Linked DNA regions of Homo sapiens: region 1 is linked to region 2. A link is a loop called in an ENCODE intact Hi-C map of the cell type or tissue named here. Cell type or tissue: MCF 10A. All regions are shown on one strand.

Region 1 (2,500 bases), 92 kb after region 2:
AGAGGTTGCAGTGAGCCAAGATCACGCCACTGCACTCCAGCCTGGGTAACAGAGCGAGACTCCGTCTCAAAAAACAAAAAAGTGTATTATTAAACTATTACTCAGATACTTGCTAGAATGGTAAGGAAAGACTTTATTCAGGAGTTGGACTAGCTGTCACAACTGTTGTAATAGGGGAGAGAAATTGGGGTCAACTCTTAATATAGCAAAGCCAGTTGAAGACGTATAGCCAATGAGCAGAATTAGGGGGTCAGGGTTGGAAAATTACTGAGGAGACATCAAGGGTCAGGGGGTTGTTGCCAAAACAACTTAACAGGAACTTTGCAGAAGGCAGGGCAAGGTAATCAAATATCAAGGATGGAGAGTGAAGAATTTGATCAGATATCAAGAGTGGGGGATTCTTTCTAAACTGACTTAGCAAGATTTTTGCTAAAACTGGGCTATGCAGGTCTGGCAAAGATGGAGTCAAAGATGAGGCTTAGTTGAGAAGAGAGTTCAGGAGAGCCTGATTAAAGTTTGATCAAGAAGAGAGTCTTTTTCAGTAGGAGGAGAAAAAAAAGTTTTTAAAAGAAACTTTTAAAGACAATTAACAATAGCCATGTGGATGAAATTCAGTTCTCTAAGAAGGCTGAAATGGAGAAAACTATTCTAAGACTTGTTGAGCATTCACTATTTTAAAAGTTAGGCAATATCAAGTCATCAGTTTATGTAAGGTTGTTTACCTTCAGAGTCACCATAAACATATTATGCCAAATGTATTCTCTCTTTTAATGGCCCTAGCACCAAGGACAGGTGTTCATGAAGATTTCACAGGCATATTGAAAAACTACTGGGAAATACTCATCTAGTATTTTCTTGTATATCATGTTTAAATTTACAAGAGCATACTTGCCCAGAATTCCGCATCATGGATATTCCAAGCCTTTCACACATTCTACAAGGCTCTAGTCAGGGTTTAAAAAGAAATAACATGTTACTATGCTGCAGTGATTCACCTCCTGCTGATGAGTCACCTCCTACTGATTAGAAACAGAGTAAGAGAATGTTACCAATCTGAGTTGGTTGGACTTGAAGTATCATAAAATATGCAGGGGTGGGTCTGGATACTAAGGGATCCAGTGCTCCTGAAGTTTTAATGTGCATAGTAATCAAATCATTCAGGATCTTCTTAACATGCAGGTTCTGATTCAGTGGGACTGAAGTAGGACCTCAGATTTTGTATTTCTAATGAGCTCCTGAGTGATGCTAATTTTGCTGGTCCTAGGACCATACTTTGAGTAGCAAGGACTTAACTCAATAGGAAGTAGAACTAAGTGCTCTTTTGAGCTCTTTATTTACTTTTCTCCACTAAAAGTAAGATTGAATAGTTCCTAGTTTCAAAACATATATATATGTTCTTGTCACATTGTAAAGAAAGCCAAAATTTTAAATTTATTACTTCCATACCATGGAAATGACTGTTGTTTCATGGAAATTTAGTGCATTAGTTAAAGGTGTCACTGATTCATCAGTTCTAGTATCCTTTGTAAAGAGGAAGTTTTTTTTTGAGTATAAACTCCTAGTAAGTGACAATATTACTGACAATAACATAATTGATTATAATATTACTGACAATATTTTTAGTCACAAAAATAAGGTTAGTAAAAAATAGAACTATTATATCTTGAGCACAGACTATGTGCTAGGCATTCTTCAAGGTGCTTTTTATACGTTACCTTTATAAGCCCTTATATCAACCTTGCAAGGTAGATATTATTAAATACTTTTTGATTGATGAGTGAGAAAACCATAGTTCAGAGAGTTAAGGTATCTGTAGTGAGAGAAGAGAAATTTGAACTTGGGTTTCCAAAGTTGTGTCTAATCTATTAGAACCAATTTGGTTGTTGCAATGCAAATAATATCAAAGTCCTTTATTTTCCCAGGAGGATTCTGTTCTTCGCATTCTTAGTTCATGCATTGACTGAAACAAAGGGAAAGTTAGGACTTGGCAAAATGATTCTGTCTAGGACTATTGCTGTCACATCTTTGAGGACAAAGATCAGTCAGAGACTATTTAACTATCTTATTTTCTACCTGGAAAGTTTCCCTTTTCTTGACTTTCTCTTCACATTGTAGGTAGGTAATCCTTTTTTCTTTTTTCCCCTTTTGCCCAGGCTATTTGACCATTCAACAACTGTTGGATTTGTTTGAAAAATATTCTTAGTAGCTTTTATTGGTTAATGTCCTGGGGACATGGGTCTCCTCCCGTAAAACCTTTGTGAAACAAGTCTCAATGAAACAATGAAAGCAAGGTTTCAGACCAAGTTCTTCTGTACCTACAAACATTTATTAGCAAGAAATTCAGAAGGATGATAGAACTTGTTTGTGGGGTTACCTCAATCTTTATCCTTTGGCACTCTGCACTCTTCCTAGAACTTTCCATGAAAACCTCGCTCGGAGGCAGACACAAGAAAAGGTTACATCAAAAGGAGATTAAACTGCCCTTAGGGTGTAGATTAAA
Region 2 (2,500 bases):
AGTAATTGTTATCTCTACTGATGAAATTGAGGTACTGAGATATTAAGCAGCTTGACATAATTGTTCATGCTGAATATACCTCTCAAAAAACATGAACATTTTTCTATGTAACTACATCAAAGAAAAGTGACAATTTCTTAATATCATCTAAGATCTAGTCTGTGTTTAAACATCCGCAATTGTCCCTAGAATGTCTTTACAGCTAAATTGTTCAAATCAGGATATAAGTAAAGTCCACACATTGCTTTTGGTTGTTTGCTTAGGCCTCTTTAATCTGAACAGTTCTCTTCCTCATCCCTTTTTTTATGACCTTTCCTTGACCTTGCCTTGTTGAGAGGGAGAACCAATTGCCTGCAGAACGTCCCCTTTTGAATTTGTAGGATCAAAGCTCTATTTCACTGTTAGCTTGTTTTAGCTCACTTCTGGCTATAGGTGGCCTCAAGCATTCTGTTTGTTTGTCCTTAATCATGTGATATTTTATAAGATTTCTTTCTACTCACTTAGCTCTTCTAAGTTCATTAAAACCCTTGCTTGCCTTTTACCTTATAATACTACATACCACTGTGTTCTGGAACAACTCCCCCCTCCCCCGCTTTTTTTTTTTTTTCCGTTCAGGACTTCTGACATGTCTTTTAGATAGTATATGTCTGAGAGCTCTAAAATTCCTAACTCTGTGTTGTCAGGGTCTGTCTTTCCCCCAACTTCACTGTTCTACATCAGCATAGTACTGCCACCTAGAGGAACTTCTGAAAATTTGTGACATTTTTCGTTTGTCACAGTGACAGTGACTGGGGGCTGTACTGGCATATATTGACCAGAGGCCACACTTGGAATCATCCTCAACAACTAAGAATTATCTTACCTAAAATGCTAATAGTGCCTAGGTTGGGAACACTATGTAGTCGATCCTAGTTAACTTACTCTCAGCATGACTGACACAATGTGATACACCAGCACGTAGTAGATGCTTAATAAATATTTGTTGCAGCTGGGCACAGTGGTTCATGCCTGTAATTCCAGCACTTTGGGAGGCTGAGGTGGGCAGATCCGAGGTCAGGAGTTCGAGACCAGCCTGGCCAATATGGTGAAACCCCATCTCTATTAAAAATACAAAAATTAGCCGGGCGTGGTGGTGCACGCCTGTAGTCCCAGCTACTTGGGAGGCTGAGGCTTGAACCTGGGAGGCGGAGGTTGCAGTGAGCCGAGATCGCACCACTGCACTCCAGCCTGGCCACAGAGCAAGACTCTGTCTCAAAAAAAAAAAAAATTTGTTGCATAAATGAATGCATTTTGAAATTTGACTTTTGTAAAGCAGACTATTTTGCCAGAAAAAAAAATTCACAAAAGTTAACTATTTTGTTAGAAATCCTTTAATTACAAGTGAGAAAAATTCAGCTTATACTGGATTATGTAATTGAAAAGTCCAGGGGTATCTGCCTTCAGAAATTGCTGGATCCTGAGGGTCAAGTGGTATTATCTATACTTAATCTCCTTTAATTTTTTGACTTTCTACTCTGGGTATTGACTTCACTTTCTGAAAGGCTTTCTCCTCAAGGTGGCGCCCAGCAGCTCAAGGCTTATATCCCTCTACCCTCAAGCCCAGCAGAAAAGATAATTCTCTTTACTCAACAGTTTAAACCCATACTTTAATCTTACCGGAGTTATTTGCAACATCTGTGCGTCTCTAAACCAATCATTGTGCCCTGATGAGATGGGGTACATTGGTGGGTCAGGCTGGATTGTGTCTTTTCCCTCACCCAAGACAGGAATTGAGTTAGCCCACCTGATCCAGATGCCTTTATCAGAAGAGGGAATGGATGCTGAGCAGGAAACAAACCACACACATTTCCACTGTACAAACCATCACTCTACAAAATATCACAAAAGTATCCATTCAGTCACTGTCACCTGTGCTAGGCACAGATTTTAAAAGTATAATTATGCAATGTAATTTTAATGTAATTTTACAGTATTGCTCATATATTTTGAATATCTTATGATGTAAAGCATCATCTCTTTCTTACCACAAAACTAGAAACTAAGGGATATTCCAAACAAAACTGAATCCTTTAATTAAATTCCACAGGTATTTCTTAAGGCCTACTTTTGTTATCAAATTCCTAGTAAAATAATTGCAGAGCAATTCAAGATAGTATGTATCAAAATGCTAAATTTAATCTGACTTCTAAAATGAGGGGCAGACAGTATGTTCTGCCAGTCGCGGTGGCTCACGCTTGTAATCCTAGAACTTTGGGAGGCTGAGGTGGGCAAATCACTTGAGGTCAGGAGTTCGAGACCAGCCTGGGCAACATGGTGAAACCCCGTCTCTACTAAAAATACAAACATTAGCCGGGTGTGGTGGCATGTGTCTGTAGTCCCAGCTACTCGGGAGGCTGAAGCAGGAGAATCGCTTGAATGCAGGAGATCAAGGTTGCAGTGAGCTGAGATTGTGTCACTGCACTCCAGCCTGGCACTGGGTGTCAGAGCGAGACCCTGTCTC

The links. A loop is a pair of places that touch in the nucleus more often than their neighbours do. Peaks named below come from ENCODE experiments on the same cell type or tissue, not always from the same donor. Only the 100,000 strongest peaks of a DNase experiment are listed, where the experiment ranks them.
Region 1: a loop joins it to region 2, with 3 times the contacts of the local background. A loop is called at or near these places in 1 of 110 quality-filtered maps.

The regions. Positions count from the first base shown.
Region 1 is chr4:112,856,660-112,859,159 of GRCh38, forward strand. It overlaps a transcript of ANK2 not described here. Among named protein-coding and RNA genes, the nearest start is that of ANK2-AS1, 190 kb to the right of the region's middle. In MCF 10A, no CTCF peak of the experiment used is centred here; a DNase peak (open chromatin) is centred at 982.
Region 2 is chr4:112,765,067-112,767,566 of GRCh38, forward strand. It overlaps a transcript of ANK2 not described here. Among named protein-coding and RNA genes, the nearest start is that of MIR302CHG, 120 kb to the left of the region's middle. In MCF 10A, CTCF peaks have their summits at 722 (motif pointing left) and 1,555 (motif pointing right); no DNase peak of the experiment used is centred here.